Regions from separate parts of the Homo sapiens genome. Here region 1 is linked to region 2. Evidence: chromatin loops called from intact Hi-C (ENCODE). Cell type or tissue: OCI-LY7. All regions are shown on one strand. Each heading gives the region's core, and the rest is flanking DNA. Links, peaks and the distances in the headings are about the cores only.

What was found. A loop is a pair of places that touch in the nucleus more often than their neighbours do. Peaks named below come from ENCODE experiments on the same cell type or tissue, not always from the same donor. Only the 100,000 strongest peaks of a DNase experiment are listed, where the experiment ranks them.
Region 1: it touches region 2 in a loop (2.4-fold over the local background); 3 of 110 quality-filtered maps call a loop at or near these places.

What each region holds. Positions count from the first base shown.
Region 1 is chr22:46,771,768-46,780,092 of GRCh38, forward strand. All of the region lies in intron 1 of TBC1D22A (TBC1 domain family member 22A), which reads left to right. Among named protein-coding and RNA genes, the nearest start is that of TBC1D22A, 13 kb to the left of the region's middle. RefSeq lists enhancers at 1,357-1,871, 1,872-2,387, 2,450-2,529, 2,570-2,639, 5,924-6,003 and a silencer at 2,000-2,179. In OCI-LY7, for the core only: CTCF peaks have their summits at 2,901 and 3,759; DNase peaks (open chromatin) are centred at 2,104, 3,024, 3,824, 6,024 and 2 weaker places; H3K4me3 peaks cover 4,971 bases; H3K27ac peaks cover 4,993 bases.
Region 2 is chr22:46,589,740-46,598,064 of GRCh38, forward strand. It overlaps a transcript of GRAMD4 not described here. Among named protein-coding and RNA genes, the nearest start is that of GRAMD4, 26 kb to the right of the region's middle. RefSeq lists a silencer at 3,764-3,823. In OCI-LY7, for the core only: no CTCF peak of the experiment used is centred there; DNase peaks (open chromatin) are centred at 870, 3,052 and 3,792; H3K4me3 peaks cover 3,787 bases; H3K27ac peaks cover 4,234 bases.

The DNA of each region.
Region 1 (8,325 bases), core at 143-8,142, 180 kb after region 2:
TATTTTTAGTAGAGATGGGGTTTCACCATGTTGGCCAGGCTGGTCTTGAACTCCTGACCTCAAGTGATCCACCCGCCTCGGCCTCCCAGAGTGCTGAGATTACAGGCGTGAACCACCATGCCTAGCCGTTAGCTCCCACTTATGAGTGAGAACAGGTGATGTTTGGTTTTCCATTCCTGAGTTACTTTACCCAGAATTGTTGTCTCCAATCTCATCGAGGTCTCTGCGAATGCCAGTAATTCATTCCTTTTTATGGCTAAGTAGTATTCCATCGTATATATACATATACATATATATGTATACACACATATACATATATATGTATACACACATATACATATATATGTATACACACATATACATATATATGTATACACACATATACATATATATGTATACACACATATACATATATATGTATACACACATATACATATATATGTATACACACATATACATATATATGTATACACACATATACATATATATGTATACACACATATACATATATATGTATACACACATATACATATATATGTATACACACATATACATATATATGTATACACACATATACATATATATGTATACACACATATACATATATATGTATACACACATATACATATATATGTATACACACATATACATATATATGTATACACACATATACATATATATGTATACACACATATACATATATAGTATACACACATATACATATATATGTATACACACATATACATATATATGTATACACACATATACATATATATGTATACACACATATACATATATATGTATACACACATATACATATATATGTATACACACATATACATATATACATATATACACAAACACACATGCACCGCACTTTTTTTTTTTTTTTTTTTTGAGATGGGAGTCTCACTCTATCACCAGGCTGGAGTGCAGTGGTGTGATCTTGGCTCACTGCAACCTCTGTCTCCTGGGTTCAAGCTATTCTCCTGCTTCAGCCTCCTGAGTAGCTGGGATTACAGGTGCTCACCACCATGCCCAGCTAATTTTTGTATTTTTACCATGTTGGCCAGGATGATCTCCATCTCCTGACCTCCTGATCCTCCTGCCTTGGCCTCCCAAAGTGCAGGGATTGCAGGCATGAGCCACTGCATGTGGCCACACCACACTTCCTTTATCCACTTGTTGATGGATGGGCATTTGTGTTGAAAAGAAGTCATCTCTGTTTTTCTTTCCCTGAACGGCCACAGTGTAGCACGGCCTGCCTGTGGCTAGGACAAGGGCAGTGCTCACTTGCAGGGGCCTGTCCTGGCTCTGTGGCCTGAGAGTGACACCTGCCCCTCCTTTCCTTCTCTGGCAGGCTCAGCATCTCTGCCCCTCCTCAGCTCAGCCCTTCACCCCCTGAACACAGGCCGTGGAGATCTGCATCGTGCAGTGCTTCTAGGTGCAGTGGGGAGCCCAGGAACAGGAGCCCGTGTCCTGTCACAGGGTGGGGAATGTCACCGTGCTTGGCCCTGGGAGCACAAGATGACCCACCTGCGTAGTTCTTTTTCCTGAGGAGTCGGGGAGCGTGTCTGTGTGCGGAGCAGGCTCAGAGCAGGTGTTCCCTGCAGCGCTCAGAACTGAGGTGGCTGGGGCCTTGGTGTCACACCTCACGCTAGGGATTGTCTGTGGAGTGCTTCCCTTGGGCTAGGCACTTATTTTTATTTTTTTTGGAGATGGAGTCTTGCCCTGTTACCCAGGCTGGAATACAATGGTGCCATCTCAGCTCACTGTAACCTCTGCCTCCCGGGTTCAAGCAGTTCTCCTGCCTCAGCCTCCCCAGTAGCTGGGGCTACAGGCTCATGCCGCCACACCCAGCTCATTTTTTTGTGTGTGTGTTTTAGTAGAGATGGGGTTTCACCGTGTTGGCCAGGCTGGTCCCGAACTCCTGACCTCAGGTGATCCGCCCACCTTGGCCTCCCAAAGTGCTGGGATTACAGGTGTGAGCCACTGCACCCGGCGGGCTAGACACTGTACATGCAACCACACGTGTAGTCCTCATAGCAGCTGGGGGTGGTACCGTGTGGTCCCTATTTTACAAATGAGGAAACTCAGAAGCTGAGCTACGTGCTCAAAGCCACACAGCTCATAAGTGGCAAAGCTGGGGTTTGAACCTTAGAAGTCTGTGCCCTTACCCATCACAGCCTCATCCTTATCTCCTCCATTCCCTAGGGGACTTAACAGGTGTTGAAATTATTACAGAGAAAGCTGACTCACTCACCAGGAATCTGATCCTGCTGTGGGCTGGCTTGGGTGGAGGTGTTCCTCCCGCCCCCGCACCCATCCTCCTGTTTGAACTCAGGCTGCTGCCTGCTGGGCCTGCCTGCCCTTGGAGCCCTGCTGAGCTCAGCCTGAGGCCTGGCTCCTCCAGGCTGGGGGAAAACCAGGCTTGCTGTGCTCGGCAGCAGAGATTCTTCTGGAGTGAGGTGAGCAGCTTGTTCTAGGTCCCCCCTGGTGTTCTCTTTGCAGACAAGAGGCAGAGGTATCAGGAGGCCCAGAGGGAACAGGGCTGCCTGGGCTCTTCCCATTTCTGGGCCCCGTGCTGTGGGGAACTTTCATTTTGAGTATCCCCAGACTTTTTGTTCCCCCTTTCTGAAATGTTTCCTCTTTTCTGGTGATAAACATGGAAATTCCACCCCGAGTGCTGCGGTTCATGAAGGGGCACGTAGGCCCTTTGAGTCCAGTTGCTTAGAATACCTGTGGGTTTCCTTATTAAGTAGGAAGTAGAGGCTGAGAACGTCTGTGTTGTTACTGATGGCAGCCCCCCGGGGCAGGGCCAGGCATTGCTGGGCGCCCTCTCCTCCCTGAGTCTGCCTTCCGTAAACGGCCTGCAGTGGGGAAGGTGGGCCTCTGCTCAAGGCCCCGAGCTCCTAGGGGAACGGGTTCACCTTCAGGCCCATCCAAGGCAGAGCCCTTTCCGGCTTCGGGGCCCCTGATATTTCTGGGCCCCCGACTGCATCCGCTCTGTTCCCACGGGTCCCTCCTGGGTGTTCTTGCTCATGCTTGGGTTCATTTGAGCGCTGCCTCGCCCTCCGCCATCCTCTTCCTTCTCATGTGCGCTGTGTGCACCGGAGCCCGGCCGATGCTGATAGAATTTTTAAGTGTGCCGTGCAGCTTTCTGCACCTGGGCCTCTACTCCTTGCTGTGCTGGTTTGAAATGGGCCTTCTTTTATCAAACATTTTTACTAAACTAAAAAATAAAATAGGCTTGCTGGCTCTAAGGCTTTCACCTAGATGAGGCGAGTGATGTTTATTGCAGTCGTCTGGATGAGCTCCTGATCCTTGGCTGAAAGCCATCAGTGGCTCGGGATGTGTGGAGAGGACAGGGCAGAGGACCCGGTCTTGGAAAGGGGGTGGGTCCCTTGGTGTCACTGTGGCTCTCTTAGGGGTGGCAGCTCCTCCGCGAGGGCTTGGTGCACCCGCTGCCCTTGTTTTCACGTGAATGTGTTTGGGGCGGGAGGCTAGCGAGTTGCCTGGGACTCCCTACATTATGCTGTTGGGGTCGGGAGTCAAGAGGAGATCTGGCCTTGCTTCTTTCCGAATACGGAAGGGATCTGGGAGGAAGAAAGGTTCAGAGACAACCACAGTTTTATAGAATCTATGACTATTTTCCTGCTCACGTCTGGGGCCTTGGGAGTTGCTTTCTCGGGGTGGAGGAAGAGCACAGAGCGCCACCTCTTCTGTTTTGAGACTGGGTCTGGCTGCTGCCAAGTTCTCAGGTTTATTGATGGTGCAGTAGGTGATTCCTGTGCGGCCACAGCTGCCTCCTGGAAGGGCTGGTAGAGGGTTGTTGGCTGTGGGCCGCATTTTGTTTTCTCTTAGAATTAATCTCTATAGTGAGTTAGTTTTGTGTTCCAAAACCAGTCACTAGAGCCACTGTAACAGCTTGTGCATCAGCCAGATGTGCCTGCCTCAGCCGTCATGCTTTTAAATAGCTGAGAGAAAAGGCCACCTTTACAGCAGCTCACTAGCTTTTAAGAGGGTGTCACCTAGCTGGGTTTTGTCGTGAGAGAATGTGCTGTGTTCTTGGAAGTTAATTCCTTCAAAGATACGGTGTACCTTTAAAATGCTTAATCATTCACACACGTGCACAGTGAGGAAGAGAATTAAATGGAACAAGCAGTTATGGGATGCGCTCTGTTTGCACATGAGGCCCTGGGGCGTGTGCAAAGGTGAGCCTGGTGTTACTCCTGCTACCGAGGGACTTCGTTTGCTGAGGGAGACAGACCAGCCAGGAGCTTCTGCCGCAAGGATGCTGGTGCCAAGCGGGCCACGGAGGGGCCAGGAAGCCCTGTGGCAGTATAGGCAAGGAAAGGGGAGTTTTCACTGAGGACATGAGATGACATTAAAGTGGACTTTGAAGGTTACCTGGGGTGTGGGGCGTGTTCTGTAGTCAGGGGCTGGGACAAGGCCTTCTTGGCACAGGGTGGCTTGAACACAGCCTGAGTGAGGAGGAGTACAGGGTGTGTTTGGGAGCCTGGCGGGTCGCTGGCTACCTGAGAACAGAGGTGTGCGTGGAAGTAGTGGGCACAGCTGTGGCTGTATGGTGGGATGGTGTGCGTGGAAGCAGTGGGCATAGTTGTGGCTGTGTGGTGGGGTGGTATGGATGGAAGGAGTGGGCACAGCTGCGGCTGCGTGGTGGGATGGGAGGTGAGGGTCAGTGTTCAGGATGGTGGCTGCAGGAGTTTTGGCTTGAGGCTCTTTTGTGTTTGGAGTAGGGAAGGTTTCTGAGCAGGAGTGACCTGATCAGACCTCCTGCTACTGTTTATTGACCTCTTGCTGTGTGCCAGAGACAGAGGCTCAGGTCAAGGAACTGGCCTGAGATTGCATGGGTAGGACGAGGCCAGCCAGGATGTCGGGTGAGAACCATGGCCGTGGGGAGGAGAGAGAGAGGAAGGGGACTGTCAGGAAGTGCTTGCAATTCAGTTAGTTCAGTAGATATTCAAAACGGACCCTGTGCCACACTTTGCAAAAGGTGGGAAAAAAGAGCCCTCCCGAGAGGGGATGTGTGAGCCGAGAGGGGCAGGAGGACACTGCACAGGCCTCATAGGACCTGAAGGCATACGAGTTCTTCCCCAAGGCCTGTAGGAAGACCTTGAAGGATGTTCAGCTGGGGAGTGACCCATCCTCTGATGGGCACAGGACGACAGAGCTGAGGCCAAACCCTGGGGCAGCCGGTGCAACTGTCATGTTCTTCTCAGGAGCAGGGGATGGGTCAGGGCCAGGGCTGATGGACAGGAGAAGAGAGATGTGTGGGAGGTTTCCAAGGTGACCTAGAGGATGTGGAGACGTGGGTGGGTGGTGTGCTTCAGGGAGGAGACGAGGCTGACCCTCCTGTTGGTGGATGGCAGTTCTGGAGGTGGTCACAGGAGATACATGGTCAGAATGAGAGAAAATGGAGCCCCGATTTAAGTTAGTGGGACAGAGGGTTTTCGATGCCAGGACATGGGCCAGTGAGAGCCAGGGGCCGCCAGAAGAGGGCTCGAGGGAGAGGTACGAGGCAGGGATGAGCACATTGTCTATTTTTGTGTGACTGGTAGAGAGTGATGTTGTCCAAGGGTGGGGACCGAAGAGTGGGTGTGAGGAGTGGCCGGTGGGGCACAGCTGATTTTTTGGGGGAACCCGTTGACGTGAGGTGGTGGATTCGTGGCTGAGAGTTGGCAGTGGTTTTGCTTGGAGGCACGTGTTTGAGAACCGTTTACTCGGGTGGAGGAGGTCAGGAGAGAGCATGATTTTTCATAAGAGAAGGAAGGAGGACTGAGGACTCGGCTTTGGGGAGCAGAGTTGGGAACACACAGAAGAGTCTGGGGCATGCAGAGAGGCTGGCAGGAGGCAGAGGAGGGAGCAAGAAGAAAGAGCTCAGTGTGATGAGTCCTGAGGGGAAGCTGGGCAGGGCCAGGATTGAGTGAGAAGCAGCAAGAAGGAGAGAGGGGAAATGGGCCTCGGTGATGGCTGGCTGCCAGGGTGGCGGAGCCGCTCCGAAAGTCATGCATCACTTAGCGACGGGGACGCCTTCTGAGACATGTGTCCTTAGGTGATTTGGTCCCTGTGTGAACATCACAGAGCACATTTATACAAACCCAGGTAGAGTTAGCGCAGTGTCGCCTGCTGCACACCTAGGCTGTACGGCACCGTCTGTTGCTCTGAGGCTATGTGCCTGTACAGCATGGTACTGTTCTGAATACTGCAGGCAGTTGTCACACAATGGTTGGTATTTTTGTATCTAAACATCTCTAAATATGGAGCAGGTATAGTACAAATACAGAATGAAAGATAAAATGGCATACTCGTGTAGGGCAGCTGGTGCGATTGGCGCTCACGGGACTGGACGGTGCCCTTGGTGGGTCGGTGAATGAAGGGTGAGTGAATGGGAAGGTCTGGGTCCTCACTGTGCATCGTGTAGATGTCATTAGCACTCTACATTTAGGCTCTACTAGATTCATAAACACACCTTCTTTCTTCAGTAGTAAATTAACCTTAGCTTGCTGTGACTTTTAAACTTCATAAACGTTTTGATTTTTAAAAAACTTTTTGACTCCTTTCTATTGACACATAGCTTAGAACACAAATACGTTGTACAGCTGCACCAAGATATTTTTCTTTATATCCTGACTCGGTAAGCTTTTTTCTCTTTTTAAAATTTTTTATTTTTTACTTTTTCAGCTTTTTGTTAAAAACTAAGACACAGACACACACATTAGCCTAGGCCGACACAGGGTCGGGACCGTCAGTGCCACTGGCTTCCACCTCCACATCTTGCCCCAGTGGAAGGTCTTCGGGGGCAATAACATGCATGGAATCATCATCTTCCATGATAACATTGCCTTCTTCTGGAATGCCTCCTGAAGGACTAGGGACTTGCCTGAGGCTGTTTTACAGCTTTTATTGTATTTTGTTTTTTAAACAAGCAGAAGGAACATAACTCTAAAATAATGATAAAAAGTATAGTACAATAGGCCAGGCACAGTGTAATCCTGTAATCCCAGCACTCTGGGAGGCCAAGGCAGGTAGATCACCTGAGGTCAGGAGTTCGAAAGCAGCCTGGCCAACATGGTGAAACCCCGTCTCTACTAAAAGTACAAAAATTAGCCGGGCGTGGTGGTGGGCACCTGTAATCCCAGATACCCAGGAGTCTGAGGCAGGAGAATCGCTTGTACCCTGGAGGCAGAGGCTGCAGTGAGTCGAGATCACACCATTGCACTCCAGCCTGAATGACAAGAGCAAAACTCTGTCTCAAATAAAAAAACAAGTATAATACAATTAGTACAATGAATACATCCATAAAGCAGTAGCATAGTTGTTCATTATGATCAAGTATTACGTACAGTACATAATGTATGTGCTATACTGTTATAGGACTGGCAGTGCAGTAGATTTGCTTACATCAGCATCACCGCAAACACAGGAGTATGCTTTGTGATGTGATGTAACTTTGGCTGTGACATCACTAGGTGACAGGAATTTTTCAACTGCATTATAGTCTTACAGGACCATGGTCCTATATGTGGTCTGTTGTTGACTAAAATGTCGTTATGTGGTGCGTGGCTTGACTTCTCTGTGTTGGACAATTTCTTTCTTTCTTTTTTTTAAAGGTGCCCACCACCACACCTGGCTAATGTTTGTATTTTTAGTAGAGACGGGGTTTCACCATGTTGGCCAGGCTGGTCTCGAACTCCTGACCTCAGGTGATCTGCCCGCCTCGGCCTCCCAAAGAGCTGGAATTACAGACGTGAGCCACAGCGCCTGGCCAGGACAATTTCAAAATACTTCCATTTCCTTCATATTTTCTGTTTTCTATAATAAACACACATTGCTTTTGTTATGTGCGGGAAAAAATCATTGTAAAAATGCTGTTTCCAAGACCTATTTCCAGAGATGTCCGTTTGACCCAGTAATTGCCTCAGCCCCTACTGGGTTCTCAGTGCTCCGAGGGCTGTGAGGAGTGTGACATGAGACAAAATGCAGCCCCTGTAGCAGGGAGTTTGTGGTCCAGAAGCAGCACCACATAGCTGGGAGCCTTGCAGGACAGCGTATGTGTTGCTGCCAGTCAGAGTGGTGTGGGTGTCGGGGCGGGACAGCCCTCGGAGACCCTCTGGTTTGGGTCTCAGGTACCACATGTTTCTGCTGTTGACCCTCGGGGTGGGCACAAGTTTCAGATTATGCTGTGGACGGAGGGGATGGTGGAATTGTTCACTGTTGCCATGATGGTTTTTCGTACATTTTTCCTCCAAAGCTCCTAGAGTTAATTTCCTTGGAAAATTTACTTCTGAATATATTTTATAA
Region 2 (8,325 bases), core at 33-8,032:
AACTCTTCTGGCCCAGCCCACTCCTCAGGTTTCTAGGTGACCCACCTGCTTTGTGTGCACCCTGAGGCCTGCTGCACTGCCAGGACCTCAGCCCCTGCCCTGCTCCCCAGCAGCCTGACTGCCTCCCCTCCCTCAGCCCCTCAGAGAGGCCTCCTGTCAACACCCTTTCTGCAGCTTTCTCCCTACCCCTTCAGCCAGCTCCCCTCGTGGCCCTCCCTGCTGCCTGGTTCCTGCGGCATGTATTGGTGGGGAGGCCGTGTCGCCTCCTGTAACTCCCACGGCAGTCTTGCAGGATGGGTCCTGGCCTGGTTGGGAGCCCTGAGTCTGGTTGATTCCTGCCTACTGTTGGCCCGGGTGGGCAGAGCCGTGGCAGTCAGGAGAGCCTTGGCCTGGGGGGCCAGAGCCCTGCCCCCACATCTACACCAGCTACTGGGCCGCCTGGACAGCCCTGTGCCCTGCGTGCCTCCTGCGTCCAGAGGGGCGGAGCTGGGAGTCTGACTGTGACAGCTCTGGGGCCACATGGATGGCCCTCGGCCTGATTCCTCTTGGTGGGAGGCTTTGATTGGGAAGCTGGGGGAAGGTGGCTAGTGGGTGGGGTTCGGGAGTACTGGGGACCTCTCCCAGTGTCCTTCCTCCAGCCAGTCCTTGGCAGAGAGCTGAGAAGGTGCCGGGGATGGGTGAGCGCTCCACTAACCCCGAGGGCTGGGATTGGCCAGGAGCGCGTCCCAAGGAGGAGGTGACCTGGGCCACTGTGTGTGTGACCAGGCCTGGGCTGCTGCCGTTAACACCCAGTCAGCTGGTGTCTGCCTGTTGCTCGTGACTGGCCTGGTTTGGTGGCCTGGTAGAGGGGAATGGGAGGGGAGAAACCCGGGCTGGGCCCAGGTGAGTGTCAACAGGGGAGGGAGAGAGCAGCAGAGGTCCCGCCAGGGCGTGCTTGGGTGAGGGGAGGAGGAGCTCAGAGAGATTGGGGGAGAGTCCACAGTGTTGTCTGAGGACAGCTAAGGACGATGGACACTACTAGTTTATAAAAACAGCCAGAGGCCGGGCACACTGGCTCATGCCTGTAATCCCAACACTTTGGGAGGCCGAGGCAGGTGGATTGTCTGTGGTCGGGAGTCTGAGACCAGCCTGGCCAAGATGGTGAAACTCTGTCTCTACTAAAAATACAAAAATTAGCCAGCATGGTGGTGGGTGCCTGTAATCCCAGCTACTCAGGAGGCTGTGGGATGAAAATTGCACGAACCTGGGAGGCGGAGATTGCAGTAAGCCAAGATCGTGCCACCGGACTCCAGCCTGGGTGATAGAGCAAGACTCTGTCTAAAAAGAAAAAGAAAAAAAAACAAACAAACCCAAAAAACAGCCAGAGAAGGCAAGAGCCCTGGAATGGCCTAAGGTGGGAAACTGCTGCCCTCTCAGCCGCGGGGTCCAGTGTGTGATAGTGAAATCTCTCGTTATCTTAAATTCTCTCTTCAGGGACTTAAACAGAAATTAACAGGGCTGGGTGCAGTGGCTCATGCCTGTAGTCCCAGCACTTTGAGAGGCTGAGAGGGGGAGGATTGCGTGAGCTCAGGAGTTTGAGAACGGCCTGGGCAACATAGTGAGACTCCATCTCTACTAAAAATAAAAAATTAGCTGGGTGTGGTGGTGCATGTCGTAGTCCCAGCTCCTTGGGAGGCTGAGGTGGGAGTTGGGGTTTGTTGTTTTGGACAGATTTACCAAATTCATTTGGACGACGTTACTGAAGCTCCATGAGGCAGAGGCTAACGGACATTGCTGAAGTCCTAGGTTGCATCCCTCATAAAGGCCACCCCCGGGCCGTGCACGGTGCCTCACGCCTGTAATCCCAGCACTTTGGGAGGCTGAGGCAGGTGGAATACCAGAGGTCAGTAGTTGGAGACCAGTCTGGCCAACATGGCAAAACCCTGTCTCTACTAAAAATAAAAATTAGCCGGGTGTGGTGGTGGGTGCCTGTAATCCCAGCTACTCTGGAGGTTGAGGCACGAGAATCGTTTGAACTCGGGAGACGGAGGTTGCAGTGAGCCAAGATCAAGCCACTGCACTCCAGCCTGGGTGACAGAGCGAGACTCTGTCTCAAAAAAAAAAAAAAAAAAAACCCAGAAAGGCCAACCCCCGCACCCCTCAGCCCCCGCACCCCTCAGTTAGCCATGCCCAGGGACAGTCAGAAAGCATCTGTGATATCAGTGGACATTGGGGCCCAGCCCAGGACTGGTGTGTCCCCTCCTGTGCCTGCAGGCTTGACACAGCAAGGCCCTCCCTCTCGCCCCCAAGTCCCCACACTTGTCAAGGGCATCACGGCACATTCCAGGAAAGTTGGTTGATGTCACGGGAGTCGAGACCTCATCCTGACGCCCAGCTCAGCAGGGCCACCGGGGCTCAGGTTAGGTGGTGCCATAGTTGGGGGACAGTCCCCATAGGGTTGCGCCCCCAGAGTGCCCTAGGGAATGAGGCCCACTGCTACTGCCACCAGCCCAGCTGGCATAATTGATAAATAAGTGTGGTTCTTTTAAGTTGGGCAAGTGTGTATTTTTAAATAACTGACTGCTTAATTGTACGATTAAAAACAGCAGAGCTGGGTGCAGGGGTGCGTGTCTGTGGTCCCAGCTCCTTGGGAGGCTAAGGCGGGAGGATCCATAGAGCCCAGGAGTTTGAAGCCAGCCTGGGAAACATAGGGAGGAGGCCCTGTTTCCAAAAAAAAAAAAAAGGATGAAGTGGGCTGTTAGCACTGAGTCATGGCGAGCAAGGTGAAGAAGCCCCACTGTGGCTGTGTGGTGAACTCAGTCATTCACAGCCGGGAGGGGCTCGATTCAGTTACTTTCCTGAATGTTTTCACTGTTCCGACTGCACCAGGGAGGAACCACATCCTCTACGCCTGCAGAAGCAAAATTTCTCTCCCGAGAGTCTTGGAATTCTGCGGCCCACATGTATGGTGACCAGCTCTGCAAGGGGCTTTAAAAACCCCAGTGTCGGCTGATTTGTTGGCTGACACCGCGCCCGGCACCTCCAGGATGTGGCCGGCATCGTGGAGGGGCTGCTGGCTGCCTGCCTTGCTTTCAGTTCCACATGGAGACAATGACTCTGCTGCACTGAGTTTCAAGAATTTTGGCAATAAAAAGAGCCTATATGACCTATTTATGAAGTATTCCAGAATCACTTACATGAATATTTTGTCCTAAATTCTGTATAATTAGAAGATATAAACCCCACATTGTGATTATTTTTGTTCACCAACATAACCTAAATTAGAACTCTCCATGCGGGCTTTCAGAAAAGAAAGCATTTGAACAAAAACATAAAAGGAATTGGTTTTATCCACACCGTTCTCAAATACTTGAGAGTAACGTGTTTGCTTAAGTAACATCGATATCTTGTTTACTGTTATTTGATTTGCAGACCTTTCCTCTTTACCAGTACCAGTAGCAGAAAGGTAAATTGTACTGAAACGTTTAAAAAGTCGTAAGTTCTGACTTTGAGGCCTGATGAACCATCACGGGATTCTCCCCTGCCTGGTTCCTTTTCCCCGGAACCTCACATCAAGCAGAAGCTTCCTTGCGGGCGGCCCTTGTTGCAGGCGGTCTTGGCGAGAGACATCCCCATTTCTGCAGCTGGACGGTGAAAGGGACGTTGTTGTTCTTGGCCATTTGGCAGGTGTTCTCTGACTGCCTCTTCTCCGCTGGGCCTGCCGCACAGGGAGGGCAGGTGGGACCGCCCCCCAACCCCTGCCGCAGGGCCTACCGAGAGTCCCATGGCGGGCGGGCAGAGGTGGGCTAGTGTTGCATTAAGTGACTTCCCGTAGCAGGCTGTTCAGTGCTGGGGCAGCCTTCTAAGGGAGGAGGCTTGTGGGCTGAGACCTCTTCCCTTTTTCATCATTTGGGCTTCCGGGGCATAGAATGGGATGCGTCATTGGCCTGGGGTCTGTGCTGCTGTTGGGCGTCTGTGCATAGTCCTCTTTTGTCTATTTTCATTATTTTTATTTATTTTTTTGAGATGGAGTCTTGCTCAGTCACCCAGGCTGGAGTGCAGTGGCGCGATCTCAGCTCACTGCAACCTCTGCCTCCTGGGTTCAAGTAATTCTCCTGCTTCAGCCTCCCAAGTAGCTGGGATTACAGGCGTGCACCACCACCCTGGGCTAATTTTTGTATTTTTTTAGTAGAGATGGGGTTTCATCATGTTGGCAGGATAGTCTTGAACTCCTGACCTCAGGTGATCTGCCCGCCTCGGCCTCCCAAAGTGCTAGGATTATAGGCGTGAGCCACCTCACCCAGCCATATTTTCGTTATTTTTAATAATGTAATGGGAACCTCTGGGCTCACCGTCAAGCAGAAGCCAGCCTTGATACCCAGCATCCTGCCAGCCCCTCCCCAGCATCCTGCCAGCCCCACCCCAGCATCCCGCCAGCCCCTCCCCAGCTGCCCCACGCCCGGCTCCTGCCCCAGCTCTGTGTGTCCTGTGCTCTCCCTTCCCCACCACCCTATGCACACCTTTCTCTGCCTGGGTCCACACTGTCACCTGCTGTAGCTCTACCCACAGGCCATACCTGCCTGGTGGGCCCCTCCTCCCTGCCCCTGTTTTTGTGGAAGGACAGGTGGAAGTGGGCGGGTGGGGTGGGTATGGTGGGTGATGATAAAGAGCATTCTAGGCCAGGGCAGGAATGCAAGCACATGGGTGTGAGGGGCCAGGTGTGTTCAGGGATCCTTGGCACTTGTGGGGTGGCGGGAGCACTGGCCAGAGGAGGGCTGGGGTAGGGGGAGGCTCCTGGCCCTCTGGGGGGCCCTTGGTAGAGGAAGGGGCATTGCTTGTGTGGGTGGTGAGGGACCTCTGGTTGGGTGGGGGGGGTTAGGTGTTTTAGGAGGCTTTGGGTACAGAGATGTCCAGGGGTAAAGTGGAGCTTGGTCTCAGGACAGTTGGCCCTGGCATCTGTCCTGCCCTGGGGGGCTAGGAGGGCCGGACTGGAGATGGAGGCTGGGGCTGTCCTGGTCCCAGGTGAGGTGGCATCTCCTAGGAGGGAGGAGAGGGTTGGTGCCCTGCAAACCCTGGGGGAGGGGCAGCACGGGGAGCTGGGGTTGGGGGTGAGGAGGGGCGCCCCACATGTTCTGAAGCGCTCTGGAGTGGCTCCAGCCCGGCCAGCACTAAGTTTTGCTGTCTGTGGTTTGCTGTGCCTGTGTCCGCTGCTGGTAACCAGTGCATCGGGACTTGGGCTTTCTGACTGCACCAGGTTTGTTTCTGCTGCTCTGAGTGCGGTGCCCAGTCACCGAGGTACCTGTCGTTCCCGCCTCCTGTGGACTGCGTGGCCTGGCGTCGAGGCAAAGCAGCAGGAAAGTTGGGTCCGCATCCCAGCCCCACATGCGGCCCGGGGGGAGAGTGTGCCTTTCCCCTGGAGACACACAGGGTGGGGGAAGTGAAGTCAGTGGCAGGCACCCAAGAGGGGCACGTTTTCAATCCCAGGGTGGGCGTGGGTACTAACTACAGGTAGAGACCATGCGACGCAGCGGGTCTGCACGCCTCAGGGTTCTGGAACAATCCAGACGGGGACATGGGGGAGATTGGCCACTGGGACTGGTGTTTCACTTGGCTGCCTCTGGACATAGTGTCTCTTCCGACTTTATTTTCCTGGGTTGTGAATCTCCCTTTTATGCCACAAAGGTCCCCCACCCAAGGGACTCTCATCCTGCAGCCCATGGGCCTGGCCCTGTGTCTGGAAAGGGGAGGTGGCGCCCTGATGTTCTGGGCCTGGTGGTCAGTATGGGCACAGAGGTGCAGGGGTAGAGGATTCCACATTTTGAGAGAAAAACAGGCGCCCCTCAAGGCAGCTCAGCCCTAGGTGAGGTTGGCTTTGGGCACACCCATGGGAGGCCCCTCTTCCTGCCCTGAACCCTCTGAGCGTCACCCCTCCCACCCAGCCACCAGAACAGCCTTTCCAGCTGCCCCTCCAAGTCATCGCAGGGACCCCTGCGGCCGGTCAGGGGGCCAAGATGGGGACACCCAGAGAACCACAAGCCCAGGCCACACAGGCAGGTGACTGCATGGGCAGGTGAGCACCCCATCTGACAGGTGCCAGGGTGAAACACGACTTGTCCAGATCCCCGGCCTTAACACCCAGTGCTGTTTCTGTACCCTGGCCACCTTCCCAGCTTACCCAGGGAGGCTGAGGAGTGGGTGCACAGGAGGAGTGGGAGCTGGCCGAGGGGCTTGCAGAGGGTCAGAAAGAATCTGCTATCCTGGTGGGACAAGCACCCAGACCCTGGATGCTCTCCGTGCTGGAAGCGTTGCTTCAGTGCATTAGGATGGGTTCACTTTCTCGTAATTCACTCTGAGGACACGTTGTTGGAATCATTGTGCATAGTTCTGGATCAGCACCATGACGGGAGGTCAGAGGGCTGCCTGGCGCAGTTTCTCTGCTGCCTGGATTGACCATGAGGACAAGGACTAGCTGTGCCCAGCCCCCTGCTTCCCGTGGATAGGGACTCTGGCTGCTGGCTCGTGCCATCGGGGCTGGAGTCTTAACTGGTGAAATCACATTTATGAGGCTGATAGCCATCAGTTTCCACAGACGTAAGTGTGGCCAGGATGACAGATGTCCCTGGCGGCCCTTTCTGCAGGGTCCTGCAGGGACTCCAGGGCCATCTGGCCACAGTCCCGAAGTCTTTGTCACCATCCCTCTGTGGGTGGGTGCTGGTGCCTCCTGGGCTGTTGAGTGCTTGGCAAGGGGCTCGAATGGCCTTTCTCTTCTCAGTTGAACCAGTTGATAGAATCCTGTTTCCTTTTGGAATTTAGAGATTAGCCTTTTTTATTTTTTTCTGAGACGGAGTCTCATGTGCTCTGTTGCCCAGGCTGGAGTGCAGTGGCACGATCTCACAATCTCAGTTCACTGCAACCTCCATCCCCATAGTTCAAGTGATTCTCCTGCCTCAGCCTTCTGAGTAGCTGGGACTACAGGCACATGCCACCACACCCAGTTAATTTTTGTATTTTTAGTAGAGACAGGATTTCACCATGTTAGCCAGGCTGGTCTTGAACTCCTGACCTCAGGTAATCCATTGGCCTCAGTTTCCCAAAGTGCTGCAATTACAGGTGTGAGCCACCATGCCTGGCCCAGATTAGGCTTTAAAAATAGCATTCTTTTGTCCTCTTGGGGCCTTTTTTCCACCTGTCACTGAGACCTCCACTCCTTTGCAGAGCTTGGATGGCTGCAGGGCTGGCTTAGCTGCTGCCTCCAGGTGGGATCGGGAGCCACCCTTCTCAGCGTCCATCCATCTGTCAACCTGCTGGACTGGTTAAACCAGGTCTCCACGCCTGCTTTCGATAAGTCCTGCCCTCCCCTGGGAATCGGCGGCCAGACCTTTGGGTCCTTTGGAGAGCTGCAAAGTGGCTCAGCAGGAGCGAGAGGTTTCCTTGGCTGCTGGAGACTTGCAGGTGCCAGGTGTAGGCCCTGGAGGTGGCACACAGACCAGCTCCTGCTCAGTGCCCTGTGTCCCTCCTGGCAGGAGGCATACTGCTAAGCAAGGCTGTTTTAAAGAGGGTTTGTTTAAGTTGGATGTTTAGGAGGTTAGGTTCCCCCAAGGAGAAAATGCTATGAAGCCCCCAAAGGCGTATGGGGATGAGATGATGTGGTGAGTTGGAATCTTCTTTAGATCCAGAGGAACTTCTTTGGGTGGTAGTTACCTCTCCTTCTCTCTCTCTTGCTCAAGTTTCAGGTGATTTTCTGGCCTGGTTTCATTTATCTATCTATCTATTTATTTATTTATTTTTTGAGACGGAGTCTCGCTCTGTCGCCCAGGCTGGAGTGCAGTGGCGCGATCCCGGCTCACTGCAAGCTCCGCCTCCTGGGTTCACACCATTCTCCCGCCTCAGCCTCCCGAGTAGCTGGGACCACAGGCACCCGCCACCACGCCCGGCTAATTTTTTGTATTTTTAGTAGAGACGGGGTTTCACCGTGTTAGCCAGGATGGTCTCGATCTCCTGACCTCGTGATCTGCCCGCTTCGGCCTCCCAAAGTGCTGGGATTACAGGCATGAGCTACCACGCCCGGCCTCTGGCATGGTTTTAATTAGGACAAAAACAAGTACAGTTTGATTTGCAAGTTACCCTTCTGGGGGCAAGTTTAGGTGACACGTTGGTTTTGTTTTGTTTTGTTTTTACCATTATCTGCTTGTAGAACTTGCCTTTAGAGCACTGTACAAGGTGGCATTTTTTTAGTCCATTAGGTTTTGGCATTGGCGGCCTTTTGTTTTGTTTTGTTTTTGAGACAGAGTCTTGCTGTGTCGCCCAGGCTGGAGTGCAGTGGCACAATCCCAGCTCACTGCAACC